Regions from separate parts of the Homo sapiens genome. Here region 2 is linked to region 1. The links are chromatin loops, found by intact Hi-C in ENCODE. Cell type or tissue: ovary. All regions are shown on one strand. Each heading gives the region's core, and the rest is flanking DNA. Links, peaks and the distances in the headings are about the cores only.

Region 1 (2,924 bases), core at 98-2,597:
GGGTACCTTTCATAACTTCCCAGACCTCTGCAGAGTATCATCATCCCCACGTTGCAGATGGTAAAACTATGGCATAGAGAAGTTAAGCAATTTTCCCATGGCCTCTTCGTGAGTTAGTGGAATTTCCAGGTTGGCCTAGGGCTGCCTCATTTCAATGGCAAAGCCCATTTTCAGAATATAAACTCATCTCTCCATAATTGATACAAGAAATTAAATGGCAGATTTCAATGGCATGCTCATCATTGGTGAAAACCTCCAATGGTTGATTATGGTTTCACTGGGGGCTCAACATTTTTATGGAACAAGCACATGGTGTGCAGGCTTCCTACCTGACATGCTGTAGTGTAGGTTCTCAGAGAAGATATTTTGAGCTCATAATCTCCAACGAGTAATGTACTTTTCTTTTCCCCCGAGACAGAATCTCACTCTGTTGCCCAGGCTGGAGTGCAGTGGCGCGATCTCGGCTCGCTGCAACCTCCACCTCCTGGGTTCAAGCGATTCTCCTGCTTCAGCCTCCTAAGCAGCTGGGATTACAGGCAACCCCCACCATGCCCGGCTAATTTTGTATTTTTTTAGTACAGACGGAGTTTCAGCATGTTGGTCAGGCTGGTCTGGAAGTCCTGACCTCAAGTGACACACCCGCCTCGGCCTCCCAAAGTGCTGGGATTACAGGCATGAGCCACCACACCCAGCCTGTACTTTTAAAATTTTTGGCTGAGAGTTTCTTTGTGTCACGAAGATCAACTCCATCGCTGGGGTACGGAAGAGTAAAAATAGATTTCCCATTAGTAGCAACAAGGAGTTGTTTGTCAGCCAGAAGGAAATTCTTTAGTTCTTTTCCTGTTTCAGTTCTTTTTCTGCCAACATAATTAAGCAAGGTTCATGTTGGGATAAGTCAGAGCCAGCTTCATGTACTGGTGGAATAGTGGGTCATCTATAGCAGATGCCTTCAGAGATGTGAGTAAAAGGGTGTTGAACTCAGACAGGACTTGACAGCACCAGTCAAGTAGGGACCCCCGGACTCCAAAAACAAAGGAGAGGAAAAGTATATCTGTGGTGAATTTATCCAGAATTAAAATTACTCCAAAAACTTAGAAAGGAGCTTTTTTCATTTAGCAAACATGCAAGTTCTATTAATTTTTAAAGTAAAGTTTTATTTATTTATTTATTTATTTATTTCTGAAACAAGGGTCTCACTCTGTCACCAGGCTGGAGCAATCATAGCCCACTGCAGTTTTGACCTCCCAGGTTCAAGTGATCCTCCCACCTCAGCCTCCCAAGTAGCTGGGACCACAGGCACACACCACCACATACGGCTTTTTTTTTACTTTTTGTAGAAGTGGAGTCTCACTATGTGACCCAAGCTTGTTCGAACTCCTGGGCTCAAGCGATCCTCCCACTTTGGCCTCCCAAAGTGTTGGGATTACAGATGTGAGCCACTGAACTGGGCTCAAAGTACAGTTTTTTTGGTTGTTGTTGTTTGTTTGTTTGTTTTTAATGACATGGAAGGGAAAGGGACCACTTCATCATAATAGTTTGCAAGGCTCACTGTCTATAACATGCTAAATATGTCTCAACTCTCCCCCTAAAATATGTCCCCACACTGATACCTAAAATGCCACCATTAGCAATCAGTCCCCTTTTGCTAAAATGTTCTCTTTCTTCCCTCAGGGTAGGTTTTCTTTTTGAGACAAATACCTGGGAGCTAATACATTAATTTCATACACCTCTGGGAAAAAATAATGAGCTTGTCAGATATGTATTCTCCATTCCAGAAAGACTCTGGGTCCCGTGAAAGCATTTGGTAAGGGGGAGTACCCACTCTCAGCCAAGGTGTAGCAATGAGAGGAGAAAGAATAGGGACAAATTTCACTGACCTAATATTCTTGTCCTAGGGCAGTCCCTAATTCTATAAAACTTGTTATAGGGAATCACAAAAGTCATGATTCTTTTAAACTCAAACACAGAGTTTTATTACAACTACAAACTACAAAACCCAACCACAGCCTTTTTTCTCTGATACACATGTCTGAGGAGCTAATACCAACAACCAAAAGAAACGGCTAAACTAACACGTCTCCTGCTTGAACCTGTGGCCTCTCTCTGCCTGTCCCTGTAATGTGCTGTTGACCGTGGAGTTGGAAGGGATGCTGGCTCACAGCCTGCTGTCCTAAGGAGGATGACTTCTTTCTTCACTTGGTGTCTCAGTTGACCCGCTCAGGAGGCGTAGCTGAAAGTTTAGCATCAAATGTCAAAATCATGAAATGTTATGCTTTTACAAACCATTTCTCTGCAATCACAGAATCCTTGGTGAATTCACTGGAAGTCACAATCCCTTTTCCCCGGGAATCAAAAATGGACACAGCTACACTCACAAAAAAAAAAATTGCATTCAATTTGAGAGCGTTGAGAAAATTCTGAACCCCAGGTTAAGATCAGATGTCCCTCCTATTTTATAAACAAAGAGCTGGAGAGCCAGAGAAAAGAAGTGCTTTGCTTGAAGTCACAGTTAGTTAGTGGCAAGACAAAACTAAGATCTGAAGTTTTCACACGGTCATTAAAAGAAATGCTCCCCGTCAGATTTCCATCTGTCAAACATTTCGGCAAACAGACATGGGAGGGTTACTCTATTCAGGAAGAAGTTTGTTTAGCTCAGCCAAACTTACTTTATTTTTCAACAGATGAAGTAAACCAGACTCAGAACTCTACATCTTTTTTTTCACATATGGGGGATGGGACTCTCCTAACTGGAATAGTTGGTGTGTGGCGGGGAGGAGAGGAGGATGTGTAATTAAATGAAACCTTTGAATTTAAACCAGAAACACCCTGCTGATGAAAAAAAAAAAAGAAAAAAACACAAAAGTTGCTGTTTTAGACAAATCATTAACATTTCCTCCTCGAATTGTATGTGTGTATGAATGGGG
Region 2 (2,924 bases), core at 107-2,606, 63 kb after region 1:
TAGTCCTTTGGGTATATACCCAGTAATGGGACGGCTGGGTCAAATGGTATTTGATCACTAGAAACTTTGTGAACCTGAGGATTGAAAAGAGACGTGGAAAGTAGTGTGTCCTTTTTTTTCCCTTTAAAAGTAACAACAACAACAACAAAAGAGAACAGTAAGTCTGTGATACAAGGTGTATTATCTGCTGTGCCCCTTTAAGTGCTGAAATTTGGGATCTGAGCATATTCTTCCATAGAAGACTTGGAGCAGTTGGGCATTTAACCAACTTTTTATTACAAAGCTTCAAAATTTATAAGCAGTCTATCTCTGGAAAGATAAACAAAACCCAGCAGTGATGGTGGCCTATGAGAAACTGGGGACAAAGGTGGGAGGAAGCCTTATTTTTCACTCTCTACCTTAAAAAAAAAAAAACAAAAACAACAACAACAAAAAAAAACCAAAAAAAATTGGAAACTTACAGCATGTACATGTATCACCTATACAAAAATACAGAGAAAAAAATAGTGTGAAGAGACCCAGCAAGCTATTATAAAACTTGGTAGTCTAAAAAAAAAAAAAAAAACTTTTAAAACATGTTTCTGTAAGAGACTACCACAAACTTAAAAATAAACGTGACTGCATATCATCAAAACAGAGGGAGAAAAATCTCAAAAGCAATTATACTTGCAGCCAGAAGCAAGCAAGGAACCACAGTTCAAAGTGTTGGACCTTTTCTTCATTAAAAATAAAAACCACCCACCCAAAGGAAAAAAAAGAAAAAAGTCCTTGAATAACAAAGCTAAGATAGCAAGAAAAGACTTTAAAATTTATTTTGTAGCCCCCACTTTCCCCCCAGGTTTCCTAACACTGACCACCCCATAACAAGTCCACATTCAACCCCTCTTCATTTAACAGCTGGATGCCTCTTCTTCTGGTTGCTTTCACTGGGACTAAAGATCCAAAGCAAAGATATCTTTTTTCCTGCTTTTTGTCAATATTATGTTTGCAAGCTTAATATCCAAAAATGGGCCATTCTTCCAAATGAGAGTTCCTTCCTGATTATTTAGTATGCTGATGGTATTGTCAGACAGGAAGCCATGGTTAGAAAGATTCAGAAAAATACAAACCTTTAAGCTAGATGGGCACTTTTGCCCTTTAGGTTTATGAAAAATGCCAACTTTTGTGAACTACACAATCGGAATCTTGATTTGGTTTTCCCGGATAACTTATGTCATAAGAAATTTGGTAACTCCTTTGGTGATCTCCTCTCAGTACCATTTTTCCCTCCATTTCCATGAATCTACCTTCATCCCCTTTCAATAAAAGGTGTACTATTTGGAACATGATAGGTGCTCAATAGAGCTTACTGAGTAAAAGAAGGGGAGGGGAAGAACAAGAAAAAATGGCTTAGGGCCTATTTGACAAAAGCAGATAATTTATGTTAGGGTTGAGAAATGGGTGGTGGGCTTGAATAGTATTAAAGACAATTAAAGATCTTCTGATCTTCTGATTGTCCCCACAACCCCTAAAACTCAAGGGTAAACATAATTATTTTTCATATCCATAGAGCCCTCCAAATAATTTTTAAGTGAATAGGGACATGATGATTGGAGAAGATTAGATAAATTATAGTTGACTACTTAGCAATTACTCAATATTCCAGTGGCCTTTAACTAACTGCTAAATGTTTATAAATGTCTTTTATTATTTTGCTAGCTCACTTAGATCATATCCTTCCTAAAAGTAAAAATCATGACTTTCTGTGCAAAACATAATTTGTTTGCCACATTACATATATTCAAAAAAAAAAACGTCTCTTTGATCATTTCAACAAACGTGAGAAAACTTCTCAAGATTAAGTGATATTGTTCAGCAATATGACCTAAATATGTCAGGGAGGATCAGAGAACATGCATTAAAGTATTCTTTGGTCAACAATAAAAGTGGAGTGCAAGGATACATATGTAATATGCAATATTTATAAAACTTGGGATGGTAAAAAGGAATACAATGAATGCAATCCAACTCAGCTTACTCAATAAAACATTCCTGGTAGAGTAATAAAACCACAAAATCTCTACTCTGCTTTAAGAAAACTGCAACTAGAATCATAGTCTGACCCATGTATTCAACTCTACTGCCATTATCAATGGAAAATACAGAAAAAGGGTCAAAAAGCCTTTTCAACATAAATACATCTTTTTCAAAGCTCTATTATTCAAAGATCACTGGCTCACTGAATAAGCACAAATAACATTTATCCAACCAAATTTATTTCAACAAATAGATTATAGCAGAGCCTGCTGCAAGAATACTATTAAAATGGAAAGTGTTCCTTTTATCATACATGACAGTACCTTATACTTGTCCAATCCATCTTCTCCCTTTTTGTGAATTAAGAATGGGAGAGGTACTACCATTTCCAAAGTATAAGACAAAAATAGAAGCAAATAGATGATACTTACTAACCTATCTTCTTAAAAAGCTTTACAATAAATTTTTGTAACTATGTCATATTAGTTTGAAATTAGTATGCAATTATTATATCATACTAACGTTAAAATGTAATTTTAAGTTAAAATTCAATATGATTACACTTTCTGAACATGTTTCAATAACATTTTAAAGACAGCTCTCAAAGTCTGCTGCATAGCTATGGACTAATAAGGTAACGAAGGAATAAATCAGTTACATAATTATAAATGTGGTAGAGGCAGGATCTATTATTTTACATGCAAAAAAATACTAGTATGAAAAAAAGTTACAGGATCTTTAGTGTGAAACTGGCTTCAAGCATGATTCACAAGAAGCTATTTTCCTTGAATACAATTTCCAGTAACTTTGTAACATGAGGAAATAATTGAGGAAATGGCTTTCTTTAAAACAAAACAAAACCTTAAAACTGTGAAATGTTCCAATATACTAAATTACCAACCCATCAA

The links. Peaks named below come from ENCODE experiments on the same cell type or tissue, not always from the same donor. Only the 100,000 strongest peaks of a DNase experiment are listed, where the experiment ranks them.
Region 2: it touches region 1 in a loop (18-fold over the local background); 37 of 110 quality-filtered maps call a loop at or near these places.

The regions. Positions count from the first base shown.
Region 1 is chr2:226,723,141-226,726,064 of GRCh38, forward strand. No RefSeq gene overlaps it. Among named protein-coding and RNA genes, the nearest start is that of MIR5702, 66 kb to the left of the region's middle. In ovary, for the core only: no CTCF peak of the experiment used is centred there; no DNase peak of the experiment used is centred there.
Region 2 is chr2:226,786,238-226,789,161 of GRCh38, forward strand. The region is part of intron 1 of IRS1 (insulin receptor substrate 1); the gene reads right to left. Among named protein-coding and RNA genes, the nearest start is that of IRS1, 12 kb to the right of the region's middle. In ovary, for the core only: no CTCF peak of the experiment used is centred there; no DNase peak of the experiment used is centred there; H3K27ac peaks cover 1,979 bases.